Regions from separate parts of the Homo sapiens genome. Here region 2 is linked to region 1. A link is a contact called in ENCODE Hi-C or POLR2A ChIA-PET data. All regions are on one chromosome and are shown on one strand. The core of a region is the stretch at or near the end of the contact, and the rest is flanking DNA. Distances in the headings are between cores, read along the strand shown. Region 1 holds the start of TOX2 (TOX high mobility group box family member 2). Region 2 overlaps LOC101927200 (a long non-coding RNA gene).

Region 1 (6,587 bases), core at 1,899-4,398:
TGAGTTACACTCCTCTGTGACTCAGTTTCCCCTTCTGTAATGCAAAGAAGGAGGAGACCAATGGTTCCCAGCATGGAGCCACAGATCCTGGGAGCCATGGGGCCACAAATCCCTATGCTCAAAAAGCACCTTTATTACATTAAATAGTAATGAGTCTTCTTCATACCTGTTAAGCTATTTTTCTAATGCATGCTAATATTGTGTTTAATAAAATACACATCTATTTCAAAGCAAAAATAAAACCATAACAGCTTTTCATTAGTGTGCATTTTCTCAAACAAAAGATACCAAAAGAACAACCAATGTTCGTGACTTTGGTTTAAAGAGGCTGGGAATCTCTGTGTAGAGGATCGCTAAGGGGACAGTCGCCAAGGGGATGGTCGCCAAGGGGACGGTCGCCAAGAGCCCTTCCAGGTCAACTGCCCCATAGGTGTCGGGCATCACTTGGGCAAATGCTTGCCCTTATGTATATAAAGCCTGGCTCCCTGTGCAACGAGCCTCTTGTCTGCGGACAGAGCCCCCCATGTGTGGGTGTGTCCACCCCACAATGTCTGGATTCAGCCAGGCCTACAGGCCCCAAGTGTGGTCACTACTGCACCCTGAGCCTGTTTCCCCTCCAGCTTTGATAGTGACTAGTGTAAAGGTGGAGCTTGGGCATTTCCCTCCCCAACCCCTCCCCATCCACTTCTTGAGCCAGAAAAGGGGAGTTCCTGATCACAGCCTGGCCCTACCCCCCAACCACCACCACTAAGGCCATGCCCACTTGGGAATCCCTTACCAAAAGACCTCTAGCCCCTAAATGAATACAGTGACCTCTCCCCTCCCGCCTCACCCTGCTCTAGCCTGAAGGACTGAGTAGCAGATTTCACATCCAAGTGCAAAGTCAGACCTTCCTTTCACCTATCAAGTGGCTCAGCTGCATCCCCACCCCCATCCCTGCCCCGCCCCACTCTGGACACATCCTCAGCTATGGGCCAGGGGTCCTACATCCCACACAGAAAGAAACCAGAATCGCCGGCTTCTCATTCCCTCCCTGACGGGCCCTTCCCGGCGAGATTCGCACAGGTTCTGGTGCTGAGTCAGAGGTTTACAGAGCATCAGAATAAAGCAGGGGCCTCGGCTGAGTCCTGCCTCCAAAGGCCCCTATTTGGGACAGCCCCACCCTGGCGAGATTTATAGAAACACCACCCTCAAACGGAGCGCTCCAGGCTAAACCCCCACCCACTCAGACTTTGAGGCACAAATGCCCAGCCCACCCACACCCGCAAACCAGAGGCTGGTACCTACCTCGCCAACTTCACATTTTGAAAAATAACAAAGCCAAGGGCAGAAGACAGACCAGCTGCCCCCACACCCAACCTTCTCCTCCCTGAAAACTCCACTTGCTACTTTTAATCTATTTTCCTCCATCAGACTGGAGGCAGCTCCCGGCCTTCTCCTGAGGCTACCATCCCCCCTCATCGGCTTCTAACTTTGCAGGTCACTGGACAAAAGAGAACCACCGCCACTCTTCGCGAGACCTCACTTGTCGCCCACCACCGCCCCACATCGCGCAGGCCCTAGTGGCCTGGATGCTTGCTGCCCCTGGCGAACTGCAGGGAGGCTTTGCCAGAAGCCGCTCCCCTGGGGCCTGAGGGCGCACTCAGGGAGGCCCAGCCCGGGAGGCCCCGGGATCCGCGCCGGGACGCCTCTCTCCTGCCTCATCCCCACTACCAGGGGCCTGACGAAAAGCCTGCGAGGTTGGGGAGAGACCCTGGGGGGCGCCGATCCAGCCACTGGACGCGCACTCACCCCGCATCGCCACGGAGCCCACGCGTCTGCGCCAGGGCTGCGGGAAACCCACGCGCGCTGTTCAATCCGGGCTCCGAGTGACGAAAACCCGCGCTTGGCTCCAGCCGGCCCGGGACCGACGCACCGACTGGCGGACGCGCGGACAGTCTGGCTTCCTAACTAAGTTTGAAAGTTCCCTCTCCGGCGACCGAAGGGGACGCGGACTGCTTAGAGGCACCCAACCCATCCAGGCTGGGCCAGACCCGGCAGTGGGACCTGACGCCTCGGGTTCGGGGTTCCAGGCACGCAAGCCTCCATCACTGGGAATGCGCCCGGCGCAGCGCAGCTGGGACCTGGCTGGGGTGGGGGGATAGATCCTGGAAACATGGAGGAGGGAGGGTGTCCGGCACTACAGCCCCAGCCTGGAGGGACGCCGGCTCACCGCTCCCGGGAGGACACAGGCCTCGATTGGCCGCAGCCTACTCGGAATCCGAGGCCCCGCCAGGCAGTGACGGCCAATTAGTAAACTGCCCAATTAGTGTGCTGCGGCGCTGAGAAGTTAAACCTCGACGCGCGAGTGTGGATGACCGAGGTGTGGCCGTCCCTGGGTGTGACCGCGTGTGACTGTGTGGCCGTCAGGACGATCTGTGTCTGAGGCTCACCGTCCAGGGGGGTGGCTGTGTGTGACAGCGTGCGCCTGGGTGAGGCGTTGTGGCTGCGAGAGTGTGACTGTCGGGCGACTTCTTTGTGTGACTGTCCCCCGTTGTGCCTGGGTGTGACAGCGGGTGGGGGCATGTCACGGTGTGTGGGGCATCGGAGCGTCTGTGGGTGACTCGTCTGTGGCGGTGAGGCTGTTTGCGGGTGAGTGGTTGCGTGTCGTTGTGTATAAGTGACTGTCAGGGTGACTTGCGTGGGACGGCGGGACCGTGTAAGCAGTGCCTGGCCGCCTGCGTGTGGCTGTGGGTCACTGTGACGGCTTGTGAATGACTGCGAGGCTGTCAGGGGGACGCGAGTGAGGGGCCACTGTGTCGTCGCACGGGTGGCTGTCGGGATGACTTCTGCCCGCGATCCCAACAACTCAGGGCGTGAGCGTGGCCGCGAGGGGATCGATGTGAGCCGCCCGTGCCCGTCGGCGGGGCTGATGTGCGCGGCCCCGTGTGACCCCGGGAGCGCCTGAGTCCCGAGCTGCCAGGTGACTCCGGCCCCGCCCGCCGGGGACCCCCGCCCGCCCCCGCCTACCTTGCCGCCGTGGTAATAGTCCAGGTGCGCCAGGCCGGCCGGCTCGGCCCCGGGCCGCGCGCCCACCGCGGGCGCCGAGGGGTACAGGCGGACGTCCATGGCGGGCGCGGCGGCGGCGGCGGCGGCTCCCGCGGGCAGTGCCTGGGCGGGCGGCGGGTGGGAGCCAGTGTGCGAGCGGGACTGCGAGCGCGGGGGGCGGGCCGGGGGCGGTGCCCAGAGGAGCGCCCCGCCCCCGCCCCCGCCCCGCCCGCGCGCGCTATTGTTCCGGCCTCGGGCGCTGCCTAGGGCCGGGGGCCCGGGGGCCCGGGCCGGGGCGTGGAGGTCCTTCCTCCGGGCTGGGCCGCCGCCGGGTCCCCCGCCCGGCCCTGCATCCCTGAGGGGGGCGCGCCTGTCCAGACGGCGCTTTTCCGTCCCGCCTTTCGCCACCCACGGTGAGGAGAGAAGCCCGAACGGCACCCCTCCCCAGAAGTGGGACACTCCCTTGCCCTAAATATTTGAGGCGGCGCTAGTCCCCGCCCCGCGGCGTGGGTGCGGGGGGAAGAGGAAGGTGGTGACAGGACCACTTTGGAGATGGGTGCTGCCTTACCTGGGGGGACGCAGGCCAGCGCCGGAGGATGCTCTTAGCATGCCCGCCCCCTCCTCGTCTCACTGATCTGAGTCAGCTTGACAGCCCCCCCTGGAGATTGCCGCGCTTAAACTCTCACTCACATATGGGGAAACTGAGTCAAAAACTTGCAGCATCAGTAATGGAGCTCCAGGCGGGTGGGCTCCGTTGCCCCCAAAGGATCCAGAGCTGAAACCACTTGGAGAAGGCAGCAGGACCCCACCCCTTTTAATGATAGGGAGGGGAGGGCCGCAGGAATGCCTAGAGCCCGAAGCTCTGAAGAGGGGTCTAGGATCTGCCCACAGTCACGGTCTCTTGGAGTGAGGAAAGGAAGAAAATGAGATTGGAATGGGATGGCTCTGATGGTGGGTCAGAAAGGTGACTGTGAAATGGGGTTCCTCCCCAACCAAAAAAAAAAAAAAAACCCTCTAGTTCTTGATATCACTTGCTGGTTGCTAGACTGTTGCACCCCCATCCCCCTTTTCATGCAAGAATTGTCTACACTAGCAATCTCCCCTAGCAATCTCACTGCTCACTGACTGCTCCAGGTATGTCTGACTGGGAGAGGCCAGGAGGCGAAGTCAGCCAGAATGGCATTCTTGTGTGGCACCAGGATATAGGATGCCATTGGGAGAAAAGGACTTGAGCTTCCTGCCCACTCAGGAGCTAGCTTAGAACTTAGTTCTCAACTGCTGCTTGGGCTTTGCTGGTCCTGGCCTAGAACTAGGACCATAAGAAAGATGCATTAACAAAAGATAGGTGTGGGAAACAGGCATTCACTGAAGGCTTGGGAACAACAGAGGGAAATTATAGCTCAGAAAGGAAAGAACTTCCAAATAAATTTCAGCAGTCATTGTTTCTAGAAATACAATGCCACACCTCATCAGAAAAAAATTTCCATTGTCCTGTGTCCATTTTTTTCATCTGGATATCCAACTGACCAGCACTCTTTATTGAAAAGATCACCACCACCACCACCACCCCCCTACACACACACACATACTCTTCTGCAATGCTAACATTGTCGTAAATCAAGTAGTCGATATGTGCATAAGACTGTTCCTGAATTCTCTATTCTGTTCTGTTAGCCTATTTTTCTCTCCCTGTGCCATTATCACAATGTCTGGATTACTGTGGGCTTATAAGTCTAAATGTCCCATGAAATAAGCCTACCCATTTTGTTCTTTTAAGACTGCATTGGCTATTCTTGATGTTTACACTTTCACAGAAATTTTGGAATCAGCATACCTATTTATATATATACACACAAACACACTAACACAATCTTGCTGGGATTTCAATTGGTATCACTTTGAACCTTTAGATCAATTGGAATAAAATTAACATTTTCAATAGTAAAACTTCTTATCCATGAACATGGTATGTCCCTTCATTTATTTTGGGTTTTTAAAAAAGTTATCTCAGCAATGTTTTGTAGTTTTCTACGTGGAGACCTTGCACATCTTTTATTAAATTTAGCCCCGGGTGTTTTTTGTTGCTATTATGAATGGCTTCTTTATTTTATTTTCTGTTTGTTGTCAGTACAGGGTTGTTGTTTTACAACATGTCCACAAATTCTTTGACACCTTTCCCAAGAAGTAGAGTCTAACACTCTTCCCCTCGGGAAGGGATTAGTCTTAGCGAATGGGTTTTAACAAAAAGAATGTGACAGAAGTGAATCTATGTGACTTCTGAGGCTAGCTAGATCATAAAATTAATAGGGCTTCTACCTGGCTCCCTCTCTCAGGACTTTTGTCTTTGGAACACTAAGCCATCATATGAGAACTCTCTCTTAGGCTGCCATGCATTGAAGAAGCCCAAACTAACCCACACAGAAAAATCATATGCAGAGACCCTGATACTAAGTAAAGAGGGATTCCTAGCCAGTCCCCAGCTCTGCCAGCTCCTGCTGTTCCTGTTCCATCTGCTATCTGACTGTACCCACATGAAAAAGGCTGAACTGTGCAGATGAGCCCTTCTTGAATCCAAAATGCACAGAAACCATGAGAGATAATAAATGATTATTGTTATTTTAAGCCACAAAGTTTTGGAGTGATTTGTTACTTAGCAATATAGGTCTGAAACATAGTATAAATAGATTTTTAAATAATGCCCTTGTATCCAGCAACATTGCCAAACTCATTTATTAATTCTAGTAATTCATCTGTAGATTCTTTGGCTTTAAAAAAAAATTTCTATCTCATCTGTAAAAATGAGAGTTTTAGTTTTTTCTTTTCAATTCTTATAAGTTTTGTTTCTTTTTCTTGCCTTGTTGCACTGGCTAATATCACCAGTATAATTTTGGAAAGAAGTAATAGTAGCAGACACTCTTGCCCCATTCCTGATTTCCTGATCTCAGAAGGAAAGATATCAATAGTTCACCATTAGTTATAATGCTTGCTGTAGTTTTATTTTTGTTTCATTTTGCTTTGGTGTTTTTGTTTGTTTGTTTGTTTTTTGAGACAGAGTCTCACTCTGTCACCAGGCTGGAGTGCAGTGGTGTGATCTTGGCTCACTGCAAACTCCGACTCCCTGGTTCAAGCGATTCTCCTGCCTCAGCCTCCTGAGTAGCTGGGATTACGGGTGTGTGCCACCATGCCCAGCTAATTTTTGTATTTTTAGTAGAGACAGGGTTTTACCATGTTGGCCAGGATGGTCTTGATCTCCTGACCTTGTGATCCAGTTTTTTTTTGCAGACACCTCTGTTGCAGGTTGAAGAAATCAGTCTTCACAGAAATACTCTGGGTCAGGAAATAAGACTGCTGTGGCCATTTTACAGATGAGAAGAGTGAGACCCAGTGAGGAATGCACATCCTGACAGTTAATAGTAGAGCCAGGACTACACCTAAGTCTGGAAATTCCACCTGGAGCACTTCCTACTGCCCATATTTCCACAGTGTTGGTCCCACTAACTCTGGCCAGAGGTGTAGAACAATGACCACCAGAGTTTGAAGATGCATGTGCAATGGGTCAG
Region 2 (6,587 bases), core at 2,085-4,584, 180 kb after region 1:
ACTTCCCACAGTTTCCCCTAAAGGCCTCAGATGCCCACTGAAGTAGACAGCTGAATCACGTGGGGGATTTTTCACACTTTGACCTTTGAAAGTCTTTACTAGTTTCCATGCTTTTCTAAATATAATTTTTGCTTGATTTTTCTTGTTACAGAAAAATATGCCCATTAAAACTTTAGAAAATACAAAAAAAGGCTGGGTGCAGTGGCTCACGCCTGTAATCCCAACACTTTGGGAGGCCGAGGGGATCGGATCACCTGAGGTTGGGAGTTTGAGACCAGCCTGACCAACATGGAGAAACCCCGTCTCTACTAAAAATACAAAAAAGTAGCCAGGTGTGGTGGCACATGCCTGTAATCCCAACTACTCGGGAGGCTGAGGCAGGAGAATCGCTGGAACCTGGGAGGTGGAGGTTGCAGTGAGCCGAGATCACGCCATTGCACTCCAACCTGGGCAACAAGAGTAGAACTCTGTCTCAAAAAAAAAAAAAGAAAAAAAGAAAAGAAAAGAAAATACAAAAAATTGTTATAATTTTTGACTCTTATTAGTTTTAAATATTGGTATGTGAGTACATCTATAAATGTATCTTCCTTACTCTTTCTCCACAGCCTTACCTGCACTTCCCGAATGAACTACTTATATCTGAAATCTCATCTTAGGGTCTACTTCTGGAAGAACTCTAGCATAATACCAGTAGAACTCCACAAAACTGAAAAGCTCAAAGCAGCAGGTGGCAGAGAAGCAAATGCCACCAGGTATCACTGAGGACTAAAGCTCAGCGCTGATGTTGCCCCTGCTGAAGGGGCAGGAGGGCTGGCCCATCCCATGGTGCCACAGGCTGTGGCCACATCTCACGCCCTCCTGCGCTGATGTTGGAATGAGGTGTGGGTTGTTCCTGAGGTCCAGCTAACTTTGGGCTGCTACAACAAAGAGAAAAACCCTTGGGCGCATCAGTAAAGTCACTACACAGCTTCACTCCTTGGTTGGGTCCCTCGATAACCAAGTCTCCAAGAGCAAAAGGACAGAGAATCCAGCCTGAACTGAGACAGCCTCAGCATCAGACAGAAGCCACACGGACACACTCCACTCCAGCAGAGAAGCAGCTCAGCACTCACAGATAGGCCCAGAGATGAAAAGGAAGAGGTCAACTGGGCACTGTGGCTCATGCCTGTAATCCCAGCTACTCAAGAGGCTAAGGCAGAAGCCAAGAGTTCAAGACTAGCCTGGGCAACATGTGAGACCTTGTCTCTAAAACAAATTTTAAAATCTTAGCCAGGTGTGGTGGCAGGAGGATTGGTTGAGCCCAGGAGTTCCAGGCTACAGTGAGATACGGTTGCACCACTGCACTCTAACCTAGGTGACTAAGCAAGACCCCCGTCTCTAATTTTTTAAAAAAAGGAGGAAGTTGGCCGGGCACGGTGGCTTATGCCTGTAATCCCAGCACTTTGGGAAGCCAAAGCGGGCAGATCACAAGGTCAGGAGTTTGAGACCAGCCTGGCTAACATGGTGAAACCCCATCTCTACTAATGATACAAAAAATTAGCTGGGCATGATGGTGCATGCCTGTAATCTCAGGTACTCGGGAAGCTGAGGCAGGTGAATCACTTGAACCCGGGAGGCAGAGGTTGCAGTGAGCTGAGATCAAGCCATTGCACTCCAGCCCGGGCGACAGGGCAAGACTCTGTCTCAAAAAAAAAGGAAGAGTTTGGCCAGGCACAGTGTCATGCTTGGAATCCCAGCACTTTGGGAGGCCAAGGCAGGTGGATCACCTGAGGTCAGGAGTTCGAGACCAGCCTGGCCAACATGGTGAAACCCCATCTCTACTAAAAATACAAAAATTAGCTGGGTATGGTGGTGGGCACCTGTAAACCCAGTTACTCGGGAGGGTGAGGAAGGAGAATCGCTTGAACCCGGGAGGCAGAGGCTGTAGTGAGCCGAGATTGCACCACTGCACTCTAGCCTTGGTGAGGCAGAGTGAGGTTATACCTGAGAAATGAGTACTGATGACCCTTAACAAATAGTTACTCCCCAAGAAATACGAGAAAACCTTAAAACAGAGTTTTCTCAACTAGTTCCACAGGAAACTAGCTGGTAGAGGTAGCAACAGGTGCTAAAGAGAAAAGGCTGCACCTGGGAGACACTGAGTGAAGCAAAGGTTCATGGTTGGCTTTTCCTTAGGCCTTCTTGGATCTGTGCTGATGTCCACTGAGATTCCCCAGGAGAAGGTACAGTGTGACAATCCCCAGAGCAGCTTGTAGGACTCACATTCCAAGCAATGCCAGCGTGGAAAAACAAGCATCATTTAATAAATAGGTATAAACAGGGAAGACATTTAATTCAAACATCTGTAAGGAAGTGACCAAAACTGATGACATTTTAGGCCACCAAGAACACCTCACAGGCACTAACAAGCCATCGTTTTCTCAGGCCACATTATCTATCCACCGTGCAATAAAAACAGAAATTAAAAACAAAAGGATAGACAACAACAACAAAAAAATGAAATCACTTGGAAATTTATGCCTAAATAACTTGAATCAAAGAAAGGAACAAAACTGCAGTTATGGGCCATTCAGAACGTCATGACAATTGGAACTCCACGTAGCCATACTTAGGGAATGAAACCGAAGTACGCCCCATAGCTGCAAATGTTTCTGTTATTCAACAAGGAAGACTGAAGGCAAATGAAGCATCCAACTTAAGGAGCTAGAAAATAAGCAACACGATAAACCCAGGGAGAGAAGCAGAAATACAGATAAAAACTAATGAAATAGAAAACATAAAAATCCATAGAACTGATAAATCAAAGACTTGGTTTCTTGTAAACAGCTGTAGGACACCCAGCCTTGTGGAAGCCCAATAAAGGGAGGGGTCACACGGCCAGGCGCGGTGGCTCATGCTTGTAATGCCAGCACTTTGGGAGGCCGAGGCAGGTGGATCACCTGAGGTCAGGACTTTGAAACCAGCCTGGCCAACATGGCGAAACCCCATGTGTACTAAAAATACAAAAGTCAGCCAGGCGTGGTGGCAGGCGCCTGTAATCCCAGCTACTCGAGAGGCTGAGATGGGAGAATTGCTTGAATCCAGGAAGTGGAGGTTGCAGTGAGCCGAGATCGCACCACTGCACTCCAGCCTGGGTGACAGAGCAAGACTCCGACTCAAAAAAAAAGGTTGTGGGGTGGGCAGGGGGAGGAAGTAGGAAGCAAGTGAGCGAGAGAGAACACAGAAACACAGTAGAGAAGTCAAGGAAATGTAATCAAAGACACAGAGGAGAGGTTTCAAATTAGAAGAGTATTAAATGCATGCAGTGTGCTAGTCAGCTGGGAGAGTTCAGTGGAGAACACGTGTCTTCCTCAGCTCGGGCTGCCCTAAGGAAATACTACAGACTGGGTGGCTTAAACAACAGAAATTTCTTTCTCACAGTTCTGGAGGCTGCAAGTCCAAGATCAAGGTGCCAGCAGGGCAAGGTAAGGCCTTTCTTCTTGGCTTGCTGATATCAGCCTTTTTTGCTCTGTGCACACCTGGCCTTTCCTCTGTGCAGGAGTAGAGAGAGCTCTAGTGTCTCCTCCTCGTCTCCTAGGGACACCAGTCCTATCAGATCAGGGCCTCATCCTTATGACCTCATTTAAGCTTAATTGCATCCTTCAAGGCCCTATCTCCAAAATCAGTCACATTGAGGGTTAAGGCTTGTGAAAGGAAAAATAAATCTTGGGACCCCAAAATCACTAAGCTAAAGGGAAAAGTCAAGCTGGGAACTGGTCAGGGCAAATCTGCCTCTCATTCTATTCAAAGTCTTCCCTCTGCTCACTGAGATAAATGCCTATCTGATTGCTTCCTTTGGAAAGACTAATCCGAAATGCAGAAGAATGCAACTGTTTGTCTTTTATCTGCCTATGACCTGGAAGCCCCCTCCCTACCTTTGTTGTTGTCCTGCCTTTGTTTCCAGTTGTCCCGCCTTTCTGGATGGAATTAATGTACATCTTACATATACTGATTGATGTCTCATGTCTCCCTAAAATGTATAAAACCAAGCTGAGCCCCGACCACCTTGGGCACATGTCGTCAGGACCTCCTGAGGCTGTGTCACGGGGGCATCCTTAATTTTGGCAAAAGGAACTTTCTAAATCGACTGAGACCTGTCTCAGATATTTGGGGGTCACAGGCTTCAACATATGAATTTGAGAGGGATGCAATTCAGTCCATAACAGCACACTTTTCTAGAAAAATGAGAATTGCCAAGAGAAGTAAAAAACCAGGGAATCAACTTTAAAACTGACAGAGGACTATTTCCCAACAGGGTGTGGGTCAGAGAGTTTAGCAGACAAGTTCTCTCAGACTTTCAAAGAATGTTTGTAGGCTGTTTAAGCCATCCAGAAAACAAAAAAGAGAATGTGCTCTGATTCAGTTTACAAATCTAGCATAGCTGTGACATGGAACCCGACAAAGACAACCAAACGTCACCCAGTCAGGCATTTTAACCAGAACCCAAGCGATTCCTGGCCACATTATAGTTTGAGAAATGCTACATGGTGCTACACTCATTGTCACTACATGAAGAGAGTTTTCTAAATAAGGTCCTTGAGTCAAAGGAGTTGGCAGGTGCCCAGACGGCTGAGACCAGAGAAGCCCTTGGGCAAGGGGTGGCCCACAGAGGTGGTCAGCATGGAGAAGCCCTGAGCCAGAGCCCAAAAGCCCATGGGGGCTACCTATGCTGTCCACACCTGTCTCCTGGACATGGCAGGGAGACTCAAGGAGCCAGAAATGGAGTGGCCACCCATACTAACGCCACATACACACAGCTTGAGTTTAGCATGCTTAGGATCTCCTTTAACCTGCAGGAGGTGCCTGGGGCAGAGGGCACAGTGTTGACACTAACTGCTACAGGGTATGAGGAGGCGGTCAGCTCGGTGTGCAACCTAACAATTGAACTGTCTGGAGAGGTAGTGAGCTCCCCATCGCTGTCTGACCATCCTCCAGGGATGCTCTGGGGGGCATGCCGGCCCTGGGAGAGAAGCTGGCCTGCATGACGTCAGACTCTCTCCTCGCCTGGAGACTTCAGATTCATGATGACTAATCCTCCGATGGCTGCATCCCACCCCATAATGATAATTGCTGACTCAGCTAACCAGGACATGCCATTTCTCATTTTCAGAAAACACTGTTTCTGCACACTCTGTGACCTCCTCTCCATGCCTGTGTTACCATCTGTTGGCAGCATCTCTCAGGATGAAGATCAGCAGGGAGGGGAGTGAGAGGAAAGCAGGTCCGATCTTATTTGCAGCGCTGGTCACACATGCACAGACAGGGTTGAAAAGTTTCACACAGACAGATGTGTGTGCATCCCTAGCTCCTCTTGGGTTGCCATGGTGAGCAACCTCTCAGGTCCCAGGCTCAGAGCAGGTGCCAGGAGGAGGCTGCAGGCTTGAGGACCATTCAAGATGTCCATTAGAAGCACAAACAGCCGGGCGCGGTGGCTCACGCCTGTAATCCCAGCACTTTGGGAGACCGAGGCAGGCGAATCACGAGGTCAGGAGTTCGAGACCAGACTGGCCAACATGGTGAAACCCCATCTCTACTAAAAATACAAAAAATTAGCAGGGCATAGTGGCGGGCACCTGTAATCCCAGCTACTCAGGAGGCTGAGACAGGAGAATTGCTTGAACCCGGGAGGCAGAGGTTGCAGTAAGCCGAGATCACACCACTGCACTCCAGCCCGGGCAACAGAGTGAGACTCCATCTCAAAAAAAAAAAGAAGAAGCACAAACAACCCCAGCCTTCCCTCTCTCCATAATGGACTGAATCTCAGCCTGCCACACTAATAGGTGCGTGGTCACAAAGAAACCTGCAACAGCAATGTCTTACTCCTCATTATGTGGATTTCAATGACGGATACAGTGCTTTCATTGTGATCTCCATATGCAGAATTTAAAAGCCTCTCTCAGCCAGGCACATGTAACCTAGGCTTTGGAAACCCTCGCAAATAATTTTTCAAGGACAATAAACCACAAACGATCAAAGACAACCAGAATTACAGAAGCCTGAAGACTCCAGCCTGGGCCACCTCTGGTCGGAAGCATGAAAAAGACTATGGCACTAGGGATTAAAAAGTCACTGTCAGCCGGGCATGGTGGCTCACGCCTGTAATTCCCAGACCTTTGGGAGGCCAAAGTGGGAGGATCACTTGAGCACAGGAGTTCAAGACTAGCCTGAGCAACATAGAGAGACTATATCTCTACAACAAATAAAAAAATCAGCCGAGTGTCATGGCTGGCCCCTGTAAGTCCCAGCAATCCGGAAGCTGAGGTGGGAGGATCACTTGAGCTCAGGAGTTTGAGATGGAGTGAGACTAAATCTTGCCACTGCACTCCAGCCTGGGTGACAGAGAGGGACTGTATCCCAAAAAGAAAAAAAGAAGATTGCTATCAGCATCATTGGCAGACACTGCACCAGGCTTGGGGGTGTGGAAGAGCAGATGCTGAACTCCCTGTTAACTCCCAGTAAGGACAACACTATAGTTCCTTTTAAAAAATATTATTTTAGGCCAGGCATGGTAGCTCACGCTTGTAATCCCAGCACTTTGGGAGGCCGAG

What was found. Hi-C counts contacts between places; a loop is a spot of excess contacts on that map. ChIA-PET counts read pairs that join two places held with the same protein, here RNA polymerase II (POLR2A). Pooled maps may share reads with other maps.
Region 2: a loop to region 1 is called in a map with no recorded cell type, with 2.6 times the contacts of the local background. The contact joins the enhancer-like site here to the promoter of TOX2 in region 1. A Hi-C loop is called at or near these places in 2 of 168 maps with a recorded cell type or tissue (HCT116 and endothelial cell of umbilical vein), 1 of 37 single-sample maps with no recorded cell type and 5 of 50 pooled maps. POLR2A ChIA-PET finds 5 or more read pairs at or near these places in 1 of 52 experiments (WTC11).

What each region holds. Positions count from the first base shown.
Region 1 is chr20:43,911,413-43,917,999 of GRCh38, reverse strand. It overlaps TOX2 (TOX high mobility group box family member 2), which reads right to left and starts at 3,148. Exons shown (of 9, transcript NM_001098797.2): 1 at 3,010-3,148. The coding sequence starts at 3,108. RefSeq lists enhancers at 538-597, 1,976-2,693, 2,694-3,411 and silencers at 1,668-1,717, 2,908-2,997, 3,048-3,157, 3,178-3,277, 3,378-3,497 and 1 more.
Region 2 is chr20:43,730,140-43,736,726 of GRCh38, reverse strand. All of the region lies in intron 1 of LOC101927200 (a long non-coding RNA gene), which reads right to left. Among named protein-coding and RNA genes, the nearest start is that of GTSF1L, 6.4 kb to the right of the region's middle. Within about 2 kb of position 3,334, at least 2 of the 41 ENCODE cell types and tissues checked have a DNase peak (open chromatin) inside an H3K27ac peak, as active enhancers do.